3 separate regions of the Homo sapiens genome follow, and all the other regions are linked to region 1. Evidence: read pairs that join two places in POLR2A ChIA-PET (ENCODE). Cell type or tissue: OCI-LY7. All regions are shown on one strand.

The links. Peaks named below come from ENCODE experiments on the same cell type or tissue, not always from the same donor. Only the 100,000 strongest peaks of a DNase experiment are listed, where the experiment ranks them.
Region 2: POLR2A ChIA-PET joins it to region 1 with 5 read pairs; 11 of 35 experiments call an interaction of 5 or more read pairs at or near these places.
Region 3: POLR2A ChIA-PET joins it to region 1 with 8 read pairs; 5 of 35 experiments call an interaction of 5 or more read pairs at or near these places.

The regions. Positions count from the first base shown.
Region 1 is chr7:131,121,381-131,126,380 of GRCh38, reverse strand. It overlaps a transcript of MKLN1 not described here. Among named protein-coding and RNA genes, the nearest start is that of LINC-PINT, 14 kb to the right of the region's middle. RefSeq lists a silencer at 1,825-1,904 and an enhancer at 2,045-2,204. In OCI-LY7, no CTCF peak of the experiment used is centred here; DNase peaks (open chromatin) are centred at 1,470, 1,970, 2,863 and 3,790; H3K4me3 peaks cover 2,940 bases; H3K27ac peaks cover 4,803 bases.
Region 2 is chr7:131,194,754-131,199,753 of GRCh38, reverse strand. It overlaps a transcript of MKLN1 not described here. Among named protein-coding and RNA genes, the nearest start is that of LINC-PINT, 87 kb to the right of the region's middle. RefSeq lists a cis regulatory region at 4,023 and an enhancer at 3,951-4,095. In OCI-LY7, no CTCF peak of the experiment used is centred here; no DNase peak of the experiment used is centred here.
Region 3 is chr7:131,272,036-131,277,035 of GRCh38, reverse strand. It overlaps a transcript of MKLN1 not described here. Among named protein-coding and RNA genes, the nearest start is that of MKLN1-AS, 53 kb to the left of the region's middle. In OCI-LY7, no CTCF peak of the experiment used is centred here; no DNase peak of the experiment used is centred here.

The sequences.
Region 1 (5,000 bases):
ACATATGACAGTCTGCCCCATTCAATGGTACTATCCTTCCTTCTTTATTATTCTTTACTATAAACATAAGCAAAAATAAAAGTTCATAATTCATTGTCTTCAATACTTTTCCCAGACCTCAGCTGTCTCTGGTCATTAGCCCTTCTGGCATTATTCTCATGGGTCTCACGGATCTGAGCCCTCCTTTTTGAAGGAAGCCTCGTTATATACCCCTTCTCCTGCCTTTTGTACATGTCCTTCAAACGTACAAGCTTAATTGAACACTTCCAGAACAACCAGATTGATCTTTTTAATCTTTTTCTTCTGGATTTTTATTTATTAATTAATTAATTTATTTATTTATTTATTTATTTATATTTATCTTTTTTTTTTTTTGAGACGGAGTCTCGCTCTGTCGCCCAGGCTGGAGTGCAGTGGCGTGATCTCGGCTCACTGCAAGCTCTGCCTCCTGGGTTCACGCCATTCTCCTGCCTCAGCCTCCCGAGTAGCTGGGACTACAGGTGGCCACCACCACGCCCGGCTAATTTTTTTTGTATTTTTAACAGAGACGGGGTTTCACTGTGTTAGCCAGGATGGTCTCGATCTCCTGACCTCGTGATTCTCCTGCCTCAGCCTCCCAAAGGGCTGGGATTACAGGCGTGAGCCACCGTGCCAGGCTGTTTTTAATTTTTTGCAGAGACAGAAGTCTCACTTTGTTGCCCAGGCTGGTCTCGAACTCCTGACCTCAAGGAATCTTCCTGCCTGGGCTTCTCAAAGTGTTGGGATTACAGGTGTGAGCCACAGTGCCTAGCCTGATCTTTTTTTGGATGCTCGTCTTTTCTTCATTTAAACCACTGATTTTGTAAAAATGTACACTTCCAATCATATGACTCCTCTTGCCCTTTATTTCCTAGTTCCTGGCCAGAGGGAGTCTTGTGTCCATATTTTCTCTTAACTTGCTCCTCTCGTTCATGTCAGGTTAGCAGGTGCAGAATTGCCTTCTTTGGCTATTACAAATTCAAAGCTGCCCTGGTCACTTATTTTAAGTTGTTTGTCACTTCTACTTTGCCAACATATTTTTCTTAGCTGGTTAGAATTAAGCACAGAATAGTACTTCTTCAGTAAGCAATTAGTTTAAATTTAAGTCATGCCAACTTTATTTGACGATCACTTTTCAGCAGAATGAGACTGTCAGTAGATATCAGATAAGCTGAAGTTCTCCATTACCCCTATATCGTGTCCCTGTGCCAATAATTTTGTCATTTGTATTGGGAAAGCATTACTGATGTTGCCATAACAGGATCACAAGGCATGCTAGGAGTAGTTGACTGCATACAGCCAGTGGAGAGAGGGTATGAGCCAAGACCAGGGTTGGGGGATGCTCCCTAGAGCACGGGCTATGAATACAGAAACCAGCTTGGATCTGGGCAGCTGGCCTCTGCAAAACCTTGTGTCTCTTAATCACATAAAGTTCAGGAAGCTGTTAATACCAGGCAGTTTAGCCTTACCCTAGCAATGGGTTATCTATAAAGGGGAAGGCGCATATGTCCCATGGTTTGAGGAGAGCACAGCAGGGGTGTAGGCAGCAGAATACAGCCCTCTGCAAAGATGACTGGTCAGAACTAAGCTAAAGAAGACATCAGGATCATGGTAAAGTAGGCTGGGGTTCAAGACAAGGGACCCACATCCAAAGGGAGACTGGGATACAAGGCAGGAGGACCAGAGACTGAGGTGTTGAGGGCAAGGTGGAAACCCATATTGGGCAGAGGGGTGGGGAGGCACAATAGGAGGGAGCTACAGATGTCTGAGGCCCCATGGCTGACCTAACTGAAAGGAAGCACAATGGTGGGGCCGATACTAATGGTGACTTTCTCCAGTCTGAGCCAGCGTTTAAGTACTGGGGAGGCTGGGGGTTGGACCCATAAGTAGGGCTCCTTAGACAACCCAGCAGCTGGTTGCTAGAGAAGACAAAAGCAAGACAACTGGCCAGGTGCCTTATTGTATGCTCCTGTGACAATGTCACTTCTGCTTTTATTTTCAGCCAAATGTTCTCGGCCAGGTGTTCAGCCCCCAGGTTTGCGGGTTTCTATATGTGTCTGTGACCTCTTGACTTACAAGCTTACTCTGCTTTGCCTTTGGTTGTGTGCTTCTTTTGAATAAGTTACCTACCTTCATATTGCTGTAATACTACAACAACAGCTACCATTTACTCATTGTCTACCATTTCCCAGGTACTACACCTGCTGATTTACATACATGATCTTATTTAATTCTCACAACCTCCTTGAGAGGTAGGTGTTATTATCCTCATTTCAAAAAGAGGAAACTGAAGCTTATATGGTGTATGTAATCACCCCAAGGTCATGCAGCTGGGATGCAAAAGAGCTCAGATTTAAACTTAGTTTTGTCTGACTGCCTATTGTTGCTTTAAAAGACTGCATTTATACATTGATACTGTGATACACCTGAACAATTCTCACAGAACTTATCAGTCACTAGATCTTTTGTCTGTCAGTCTACCTACCTACCTACTTATGAATTATCTATCCTTTTATCTTCAACTCCATAATACCCAGTACTGTACTATGTAAGAAGTAGATTTTTTTTTTTTTTTGAGACAGAGTCTTGCTCTGTTGCCCAGGCTGGAGTGCAGTGGCACAATCTCGGCTCACTGCAACCTCTGCCTTCTGGGTTCAAGCAATTCTCCTGCCTCAGCCTCCCAAGTAGCTGGGATTACAGGTGCCTGCCACCATGCCTGGCTAATTTTTGTATTTTTACTAGAGACAGGGTTTCACCATGTTGGCCAGGTTGGTCTTGAACTTCTGACCTTGTGATCCACCTGCCTCGTCACAGGCCACCACACCCAGCTATTTTTATTTGTACTTTGTAGAGACAAGGTCTTGCTATTTCCCAGGCCATCACATTTTTAAATGATTGGAAAATGTGAAAAGAAGAATGATATTTTATGACACATAAAAATTATTTGAAATTCAAATTCATTTTATTGGAATATGGCCAGGTTCATTCATTTAAATTTTGTCTGTGGCTGCTTTGCACTACAATGGCAGAATTGAGTAGCTGAGACAGACTGTAGGGCCAGGAAGGCCTAGATTATTTCCTTTCTGGCCCTTTATAGAAATGGAAAAAGTTTGCTGATCTTTGGTATAACTAAATGATACAGGATGGCATAACATTTTAAATATTGTTTCAACTACATCTATTACTGTATTTCCTAAAATTTCCAGTTCAAGGACACTCTCTTTTATTATGTAGAAGAGCTCCACGTTCTTAGAACAGAGTCAAACATGTCCTTCTTTGATATTCTGTACAGCGGCCCTGATAGCAGCAACACTTTTTTTTTTTTTTTTTTTTTTTTTTTGAGACGGAGTCTCGCTGTTTCGCCCAGGCCGGACTGCAGTGGCGCTATCTCGGCTCACTGCAAGCTCCGCCTCCCGGGTTCACGCCGTTCTCCTGCCTCAGCCTCCCGAGTAGCTGGGACTACAGGCGCGGGCCACCACACCCGGCTAATTTTTTTTGTATTTTTAGTAGAGATGGGGTTTCACCGTGTTAGCCAGGATGGTCTCCATCTCCCGACCTCGTGATCCGCCCGCCTCGGCCTCTCAAAGTACTGGGATTACAGGCATGAGCCACCGCACCCGGCCCGCAGCAACACTTTAATGCAGAAACAATAACAGACTAAGAAGCTGGTGGTTTCTCTAAGAGGTTAGACGTCTCTTCCTGCCAGTAGTCACCTTTCTCTCTCATGGGAAACTGGGGCTGGGCAGCGTTATGAGTGATTACAGTGTATTACAGAACTGTAGTGGCACAGAAATGGATGCCCCCGTTTCCATCAACTCATTCAGGGTGATGTGGTGGAGTCATAGACGAGGAAAAGCAAATTGCCCTTTTCGTCATCACCTAGGACCTAAATAAAGATAAAAATGACTCAGATTGACCAGACACAGGTGAATATCACTTCTCAAAATGTTTTCTGAAGGTACTTACATGGCAACAATATGGTTCTGTGGGAGCCCCATCAATGTGTTAGCTCAAGAGTAAAACACAGGGAGCAGAAAGAACCTCCTTACATTTCCTAAGATCAAGCTGGGTTTGCAGTCAACTTCAAGGGAATCTGTTTTACTTATTTATTTTTTGAGACCCAAGCATAAATTCTACTGTCTTTCTGCATGTCTGCCTTTCTTGCCATGCATCTTTCTCTCTTTCTTCAATCTAACAAAAGTTTACTGATCATTTATTATGTGTGGGTCACAGGGCAAGCCCCAGGGAAACAAAAATAAATAATAAAATAATACTAACTCTCAAGGAGCTTAACGCTTACGAGAGAAACAAATTAAAATAATCTTTCTTGACCTTTTGGCAGTGTTTAACAAAGAGCTGATCCTCCTTAACAGATTCTTCTCTTGGTTTCCTTGGCCCCGTAGTCTCCTGGTTTCTGATTCTCAGTCTCCAGTGCCAGCTCTTTCTCTTCTTTTCAGTCTTAAATGATCAAGGATTAGACCTGGACCCACTTTTCTTTGAGTCTTTCTATCTACCCTCCTAGGCAATCTTCTTTCAAATTTATAAACCCAGTTCCAGCAGCTCTTATGAACCTCACACCCATATCTACAACTCTGCAGGGGACATCTGCACTTAGAACTTTTGATCTTCCCCTGTGTGATAGTCCATTCTTGCATTTCTTGCATTGCTATAAAGACATATCTGAGGCTGGGTAATTTTTTTTTTTTTTTTTTTTTTTTTTTTTTGAGACGGAGTCTTGCTCTGTCACTCAGGCTGGAGTGCAGTGGCGCGATCTCGGCTCACTGCAAGCTCCGCCCCCAGGGGTTCATGCTATTCCCCTGCCTCAGCCTCCCGAGTAGCTGGGACTGCAGGCACCCGCCACCACACCCAGCTAATTTTTTGTGTTTTTAGTAGAGACGAGGTTTCACCGTGTTCACCAGGATGGAGGCTGGGTAATTTTTAAAGAAAAGGAATTTAGTTGGTTCTTGGTTCTGCTGGCTGTA
Region 2 (5,000 bases), 73 kb before region 1:
CCACTGTACTCCAGCCTGGGTGATAGAGTGAGACTCCGTCTCAATTTTTTAAAAAATTAAAAGACTCAGGAAAATATTTCACGTGCTCAGAAAAAGAGGTATAACTAGTAAAAATGGGCCTTGATGTGATATATAAAGGCCTTCTCAGTAGCATCCACCTTCACCTATAATGAAAATATATGCCCTTTCTTCTCCAAGGGAAGTGGGTATGGCTAAGCAAGAATAATATTCTTCAGTGAGTATTGAAATAAAGAGTTTGGGTTGAAGAGGCCAAGAGTTTGAGATCAGCCCAGGCAACATAATGAGAACCTATCTCTACAAAATATTTAAAATATTTAAAAATCATCTGTATTGGCATGCACCAGTAGTCTCAGCTACTTCGGAAGCAGGATTGCTTGAGCCCAGGATTTCGAGGTTACAGTGAGCTAATGATTGCACTACTGTACTCCAGTCTGGGCAACATATTAAGACCCTGTCTCTATCTTTTTTTTTTTTTTAATGTGAGTTCAATAGAAATTAGCAAACATCTTTATTTTATTTTATATGTCCATGCTTTAACCCTCAATTCAGCTATATCTAAAACATAAGATATGTTTCCTTGGGCAAATCCTGGACTCAAGGGATTCTCCTGCCTCAGCCTCTCAAAGTGCTGGGATTACAGGGGTGAACCTCCCTGCCCAGCCTGAACTCACGTTCTTATCATTGGTTATGGACTGAGAATTCTAATTAGTTCCCCTCCTCTCATAACTTTTCAAATAAAACAGACATATAAAAAAGTCAGTTTTAGAGTCTCTCACAATTAGGCCATCAACAATACGATCAGGCTTAGTTGCCTAAGAGTAAGTTGTTTTTAAAATTCTAAGTTATCTCTCATTTCCACATCCAGAATGATATTCCCCTAATATTTATGATGATAATATTATTTTTAGGTGACGGGACATAAGGTTGTTTCTTCTTCTTTGTAATATTTTGTGTTGTTTGAATTTTTTTTATAATTCATGAAAATAATAGTCATTTTTAAAACCTCTCCGTTCAATTCACTTAGCAAAATTTATAGTTCACAGTCTTCTACCTTTTCTATTAGCTAAGTAATTTTCAAAATTTGCTTTTAAAAAATTCAACCCCACTTTCATCATTACAACTTATTTTAAAAGACTCTCCCATATAGCCAGTGTGGAAAGAAAGGATATCTGACTGTTTTCACAGGACACACTATCTTTGAAATTTTTTCCTTTGTCTATTTTTGTTCTTTGTGTTGTCACATTTAGTTGTTTCAGAATCCTGCTGAACTTCCCAAAGCATTCCGAAGGAATACCATCATATGCAAAATTTAGGTAACTTGGGAACGCTTTGCTCAACTTTGCTTTTCTTTAAAAAAAAATTTTTTTCCATGACACAGCCTCAGGAGGTCCTGACGACATGTGTCCTACTTTGCTCAACTTAGTGTTTGTACATGCTGGAATATAGTTTAAGACAAGGTTCCTAGGTAAGATAATCTCAGAAATTTTCTTTTGTGGTACAGGTGTCAGAGCAACAAAGCAGGATGAATTAGGAATAGACTTGGACAACACTGTGGTGTTGAGGCTTATACATTCTTTACACAGTTTTCCTTTTCAGGGCCTGGCCTTTGTGGTGTGATGAATACCACAGACCAATAAAACCTTCTAAGTGTCTTTCAGTCAATGATTCACTCTCACTGCATCCTGGATTCTGGCTCAATAACAGAAATTTTAAAATAGCTGCTTTTTAAAATTAGTCCAGTATGGTGGTGTGGGCCTGTTGTCCCAGCTACTCAGGAGGCCGAGGTGGGAGGACAGCTTGAGCCTGGGAGGCAGAGGTTGCAGACCTGAGATGGTGCCACTGCACTCCAGCCTGGGCAATAGAGCCAGACATTGTCTTAAAAAAAAAACATGCTGATTTTTAAAATGCTGGCAGTATTAGATTAGAAATCACTCATACTTTTTTTTTCTTTTTTGGCATTGTGGTTATACTATTAGTTATACTATTAGGTTATTACTGTTAGTACTCTATATAAAAGTGGGAAAATGAAAGAGAGTTTGTGTCATTGGAAAATTTCAAGGTCAGGCTGGATGATTATCCAAGGTCAGGCTGGATGACTATCAGGCATGCTCTAGAAGAGAGCATCCATTTAAAGGAAACTTGACTAGGGAGACCTCTCAAGTTCATCTTTCAATCCTGTGTTCTTGGCCAGGTGCAGTGGTTCATGCCTGTAACCCCAGCACTTTGGGAGGCTGAGGTGGGAGTTGCTTGAGCCCAGGAGTTGGAGACCAGCCTGGGCAACATAATGAGACTCTGTCTTTACAAAATAATAATAATAATAATAATAATAATAATAATAATAATAATAATAATAAAATTTTAATTAACTGGGCATGGTGGCACGCATTTGTAGTCCCAGCTATTCAGGGGGCTGAAGTGGGAGGATTGCTCGAGCCCAAGAGGTCAAGGCTGCAGAGAGCCATGACTGTGCCACTGCACTTCAGCCTGGGCAACAAAGCGAGACCCTGTCTCAAAAAAAAATCAATCAATCAAACAATCAAGCCTGTGCTCTGAAGTTTACCCTCTAATCTTATGATAGTAATGCACTATTTTGGAAGAACAGGAGTCTCTTCTGGCCATGTTCTTCACTTTGTCTTGATTCTGAAACCTTTGTGTGTGTGCCAGCTCTGAGAATTAAACAGAGGAGGATGGGGCGTGTGGAAAAGTATTCCTAGGAGACTCGGAGCTGTCCAGCAGTCAAAGGAGCTGCACACAATGAGCTCCAGCTAATGAGACTTGTCACGGCATTTGGAACAGGGATTCAGCGAGGCCATTCTTGACCAGGGAGAGGGGTGTATATGTATACATCTATATAGAATTCTTTGCTTACCCAACCCATTCCCAATGGGGATTTTTTTTTCCTGATTTACATGTTGCTTTTCTTTTTAAATGGGGGCCAATGGGCTTCTAAATTGTATAGAGAAAAGAGCAAGTGATAATGTACAGAGCAAGCTAGAAGGAGAAGAGCTGAAGAGGACAGCAGGCAAAAATAGGACTACTACACTGTACAAGCAGCCTTTCAGCTTGTTAATTACAAGCTATTTAGCAAACACACACACATTCTATGCAAACATGCCCCATAAGTAGGTGCCACTCTATGGCAGCTTCATTATTTACATTTTGCAGTCAGCAGTCATTTTAGCACACCGTTTTGGAAAAAAAAAAATGAATGTGTCGAGTATTAGCTTACAAAGCCTTCACAGACTTTTTTGTATAATAAATAAATAAATAAGTAGATTTGGCCTAAAAAGGTTGTTCAGCCTTTTTTCCTTTGCGAGTGACAGACACATTCGCTTTGATGAATGCCCACTTGATTGACGTTCTGAAGAAAGACATAAAAATCCTTAAGCTTGTTTATATATTCTTATAAATGGTTGGATACCTAGCTGCATTTTCTTATATTGCCTTCTAAAGAGGAACCCACATTTCCACAGACATCCTGGATTTGAGAGGAGGAATGGAATATGGGGAAACATCTCATCCAGCTTCCATGTGCTATGCAATTCAGTAGTAACCCAACTTTATAGGTAAAACAACTGAATGTGGAGAGGCTAAGTGATAATTTTTAATAACTTGAAAAATTACAAATTCAAAAATAAATTTTAATAAAAAAATTACATTTAAAGTTTCTAAAAAATTTACATATTCATTGTAGAAAATTTGGGAAATATAAAAATATACACAAAAAAGAAAATTAAAATTATCCTGATGAAACTACTGGTTTTTGTTGTTGTTGTTGTTGTTTGAGATGGAGTCTAGCTCTGTCTCCAGGCTGAGTGCAGTGGTGCAATCTCGGCTCACTGCAACCTCTGCCTCTTGGGTTCAAGCGGTTCCCCTGCCTCAGCCTCCCAAGTAGCTGGGATTACAGGCACGCGCTGCCATGCTGAGCTAATTTTTGTATTTTTAGTAGAGACAGGGTTTCACCACGTTGGCCAGGCTGGTTTCAATCTCCTGACCTCATGATCCGCCCACCTCAGGCTCCCAGAGTGCTGGGATTCCAGGCGTGAGCCACCGGGCCCAGCCGAAACTACTATTAACAGTCTCCCAAACACATATGAAATATGTATGTGGTTACATATATATTTCATGCTCAAAATATTGAGGAGGAAAAAAAGGCAAAGTAAAAGAGTTGTTAGCCCATCTTTTCCAAATTGGGAACCACTGTACACATTTTTATTTTTTTTTTAGACAGTCTCACTCTGTCACCCAGGCTGGAGTGCAGTGGCACGATCTTGGCTCGTTGCAACCTCCACCTCCCAGGTTCAAGCGATTCTCCTGCCTCAGCCTCCTGAGTAGCTGGGATTACAGGCACGTGCCACCATGCCTGGCTACTTTTTGTGCTTTTAGTAGAGATGGGGTTTCACCATGTTGGCCAGGCTGGTCTCAAACTCCTGACCTCAAGTGATCCACCCGCCTCGGTCTCCCAAAATGCTGGGATTACAGCCATGAGCCACCGTGCCCGGCCCACTGTCCACATATTTTAATCACCTTCTTTAACGCGTCTCCTCTTCCCCTGAGACCAATCTGATGATAAATTGTAAATGGGGTGCCAGATCTCCTATTTGAAAAATAGCACCAGGTTTGTAGGTAATTCCTTACCTTTCTTTTCCTCAGTAGAGACCCAGGAAATTGTAAAAGAAGTATGATACTGCAAAACACCTTTGTTTTTGCGAGATAACTTTGGAGGTGCCCGTGTTGACAGCTGTAGTCAGTCACATGCTTACCAGAACAAAGAGCTCTACAAAGGGAGAAGTTAACTTTAGCTTTGAAAATCCTTTTATCCTTCATGATTTGGTGCCTTTAAATTTGTCACCTGAATGCGATATTAACATAATCGTCTGCATTTCAGCTAATGAATGCACCTGCTTCTAAGACTTTATTTTAGCAGTTTTAATGAGCTCTTCAAAAGAGTTTGCCTGGACTTACTGCACTGCTAGAGA
Region 3 (5,000 bases), 150 kb before region 1:
TGATATATCTGGCTCTTCCTTGGTGACTTAAAAGATCCATGTCATGAAGTCATCAAAGCATAAATCTGAACCACGTGGGGAGTGAGGCTGCTGTGTGGAAGCAGGTCATGCAGCCAGGGACTGACTTGTACCTACTGATCAGCAACCACATCTAGGCTTGTCACATTTGTAATACTCCTCCTCAAAAGTCAGACAGAGTCACTGAAAGTTCTCCTTCACTGTCTTTTGTGAAGGAAATGATATGTTATAGTGGCATATCCATCAGGAAAGTTATGATTATGCTACGAGAACAAATGACCCCCAAATCTCAGTGGCTTACAACAACAACAGTTTTTATCCCATTCATGCTGCTTGTCCACGTTAAGTCAGCTGTGACTCTGCTCCAGTTTATCTTCCTCAGAGACCCAGACTGATGCAGCCACTATTATCTGAAACATCACTGGTTGTCGTGAAGAGGGAAAAGAAAAATGGTGAACCACACTGTGCCCCAAATCAACACACACATCACTTTCACCCACCTTTCATGTGCCATTGGAACGCTGCTGTCCCCATCCTCTCGGGATTTGGCCCTAGGATGTTCTCCCATGCCTGGAAATTCTGGTTATGCACTTGCTGTGCTTTCCCATCTAGAACAGATCTCTGAACTTTGACCTCCCTTCAGACCTCTAACCCCTGACTCTGAACTAGACTTTTCTTTCTGGATTCAAGTGCACATCGCTCTTCCTCTACAGATGACTCCACCCTAGCTCTCCCTCTCTCCCCAACATTTTTCTCCCAACCTTTTGTGCTCGGAAGCTGCCTTTACCTTCCCACCAGCACCTGAATCTTCCAAAGCAACAGGCCCAGAATAAAGGAGAGGGGGACACTGGAGGAAATGCTTCTGTGGTTTCCTTCCCTGTGGAGTTTGACACTCCTAGCTCCCTGTCCTGCCTGTCTCGTTCTTCCTCCTTAGAGGAGTGACTTAATCTGATTGATGAATGTGTGAAGACGACACAGTCTAGCACCTCCCTTCTTCCCCTATGTATCTGCCTGCGCAGAGTGAGGATATCATTGCGCCCTGCTCCTCCAGTGGGCCGGGTCTTCTTTCTGACCCAACCTCCCTATCCCAGCATGGGAAGGCCTGCCTTGGTCAAACGCTGTTACTTGTGACGGGGTGAGTAAGTCTACATCACCTTCAGCTGTCTACCTTCAGCTGTACCATTAGCTTTCACAATAAACAGCCTTTATCAGTAATCAAGGTGGTTATGGACTGAATAACAACCTCTCAAATTGATATGTTGATATCCTAACCAATACAAGGTGATGGGCAGGGCGCAGTGGCTCAGGCCTATAATCCCAGCACTTTGAGAGACCAAGGCAGGCGGATCACTTGAGGCCAGGAGTTTGAGACCAGCCTGGCCAATATGGTGAAAGCCGTCTCTACTAAAAATACAAAAAAGTACCAAAAAAAAAAAAAAAAAAAAAAAAATATATATATATATATATATATATATATATATATCAGCTGGGCGTTGTAGTGCATGCCTGTAGTCGCAGCTGCTCGGGAGGCTGAGGCAGGAGAATCACCTGAACCCGGAAGGTGGAGGTTGCAGTGAGCCGAGATCATGGCACTGCACTCCAGCCTGGGAGACAGAGTAAGACTCCGTCTCAAAAAAAAAAAAAAAAAAAAACCAACAACAACGACAACAAAAAAACTAGGTGATGGTATTAGGAGGTGGGGCCTTTGGGAGGTGATCAGGTCATGAGGGTAGAGTCCTTATGAATGAGATTAGTGCCTTCAGAGAGCTCTCTTGCTGTCTTTCTGCAATGCAAGCAAGGATACAGCAAGAATTGACTGCAACCTGGAAGATGCCCTTACCAGAACTTGACCATGCTGGCACCCTGATCTAGGATTTCCAGTCTCCAGAACTGTGAGAAATAAATTTCTGTTGTTTATAAGCCAACCAGCCAATGGTACTTTATTATAGCAGCCTAAACTGACTAAGACAAAGGTGATATTTCGGTCTCCATCTGCTCATTCTTTGGTCTCATTTCTCATCTTGACCAGAGATGGAAAGTGGGTAACAGAATGTTACTAATGAGATCTTCTCAGAGGCCAAGAAGGGAAATAATTTAAAAGACAACTGTGTGTCTCAGCACTAAGAAAGGAGCTTTACAAATGTTAGTTTATTTAATCCCTACAGGGGATTAGTGTTTATTATTGCCCCATATCACATAGCAGGAAACTGAGGCTCAAAGTTAAGAAACTTGCCTAAGTTCTCGTAGTGAGTGTCAGATGTCTCTCTAATTTCAAAGCCACTGCTTAAGAGCTTGTCTTTGAGTGACACCAAGACACTCATCAGGGACTGAGGCAGCAATCTCATCTCTCATCTTTTTTTTTTTTTTTTTTTTTGAGACAGGGTCTTGCTCTGTTGCCCAGGCTGGAGTGCAGTGATGCAATCATGGTTCACTGCAGCCTTGACCTGCTTGGACTCAGGTGATCCTCCCCCCTCAGCCTACCCAGTAGCTGGGACCTCAGTTACATGACACCACACTCAGCTAATTTTTGTATTTTTTGTAGAGATGGGGTTTCGCCATGTTGCCCAAGCTGGTCTCAAACTCCTGGGCTCAGATCACCTGCCCGCCTCACCCTCCCAAAGTGCTGGGATTACAGGCGTGAGCCACCACTCCCGGCAGCAATCTTATCTGAATACCTTATCATAACTAACTGAGCTGGCAATTGGGCAACACACAAGGAAGGCAAAGATGATACAATCAAAGGACAAGAAGTAAGATGATTATAAAATTCTTGGCCAAAAATCATCAAGGAATCTATTTTTGCCAGTTATCTTGGAGACTTTGAACAAACGACCTCCCCCGTCCCCAACTTATGTTTCAGCACCCCTAGTTGTAAAATAACTTAATAATACCCATTCCTACTTAAGTCAGAGGACATGTCATGTTTCTCTGAGCCTGACCTCAGCACAGTTGTCCCTATACTCCTACTTGCTATTGAAAAACAAATGTATGATCTATTGTCTTGGGTGGTACATGGAGTGAAAACAATTATAATGAATATTGAATGAGCTTAACAATATATGAAAACCAGAAGTAGTGAATTGATGAACAAGATAGTGATATTAAAGTGTCAGGCTGGGCGCGGTGGCTCACACCTATAATCCCAGCACTTTGAGAGGCCGAGGCAGGATCACTTGAAGCCAGGGGTTTTTCTAGAGATGGGATCTCGCTATGTTGCCCATAAAAAATTAGCAAGACATGGTGGCACACGCTGTAGCTCCAGCTACTTGGGAGCCTGAGGTGGGGGGATCACTTGAGCCTAGGAAGTCAAAGCTGCAATGAGCTATGATTATGCCACTGCACTCCAGCCTGGGTGACAGAGTGAGACCCTGTCACAAAAAAAAAAAAAAGGAAAAAAAAAGTCAGCCATAGGTATCTGATCCTTTAGACAGACAAAGCTTTGCTCTGACCCCTGAAGGACAGTCAACTGGCCGGCTGAACCACAGTCCCTCTTTGCGAGCCAACAAACTCCCCAAATGCCAAGGGACCTGGCAGAGTTTCCAGGAGCTCAAACCACTGCTACTTTCTTCTTATCTTCTCCACAAAAACTCAGAAAGTGCAGGGGCACCCCACAGGCCACTAAGCACATTCCCAGTGGTCCTCCAGGGAAATCTGATGCTAAAAAAATGGACCTTTTCCAAAATAGGCTCAAGCCAGATGAGGAATTACAGAAAGGACAGCCGCCCATGGAAAATACCCTGCCTCTGAATCCCCAGTGTCTTCATTAGGGAACTGAAAACACAGGCACACCAGCTGGTCTCAGCTGCTTTGAAGCACAGTGGCACAGTGGAAAGAGCAAGGCTGTAGGACTGGCACCAGGGATGAGCCTTCTAGTACCCAGCCCTGCCAAGTTCTAGCTGGGTGATCTTGGCAAAGGTACTTAACTTCTCTGGGACTCACTCTCCTCACTTGTTGAACAAGGTTTGACCAGACTGTGATATCTTCTGGTTCTAACATCCTTTCTCTTTCCTCTTTGGATTAGCATTTTACATTTGAAGACAATTAAGGGAAATTCTTGGCTGCTATGTTTTGCAGAGACCCTGCTTGATATGGTTTGGCTGTGTCCCCCACCAATCTCAACTTGAATTGTATCTCCCAGAATTCCCATGTGTTGTGGGAGGGACCCGGGGAGGGGTAATTGAACCATGGGGGCTGGTCTTTCCCGTACTATTCTCGTGATAGTGAATAAGTCTCACAAGATCTGATGGGTTTATCAGGGGTTTCCACTTTTGCTTCTTCCTCATTTTTCTCTTGCTACCACCATGTAAGAAGTGCCTTTCACCTCCCACCATGATTCTGAGGCCTCCCCAGCCATGTGGAACTGTAAGTCCAATTAAACCTCTTTTTCTTCCCAGTCTCAAGTATGTCTTTATCAGCAGCATAAAAATGGACTAATACACTGCTACTCCAGTGATCATGCCTCTCTCCTCTTCATATTCTTCATTGGCTTCCCTTTTCCCATGAGGGTAAGCCAAAATTCTTTTGATTGGCCCATGCCTCTCAATCCAGCCAACCTCCTCTCACCCCTACCAGTCACATATTTTATTCTTTGGCAATATTGGACTACTTGTACTTCCTCCTAATACCCTGACTGCAATATTAAATATTTATTGAGCATGTACTGTATGTTAGAAACATTTATAAACCTTTGCACATACTGTTTGCTTTGCCTGATATGCCTTGGGTTAATTATGGTAGAGCTTGCTGCTGTAACAAGCAAGCTATGAAATGTCAGTAGATTAACACAACAGAAGGTTATTTCTTATCCATGTAACAGCTGCATGTAGCCTTCCACCCAGGGTCCTTCTATTTTGAAGCTCTGCCAGCCTCTCAGCTTCAGAGGCCTTCGCTTCCAGAGCTGGCAGCCAGGAAGGAGAAGGAAGCAAAGGCAAACTTACGTCTTTGTCTGTCCCAGCAATGACCAACATCACTTCTGCTCACAT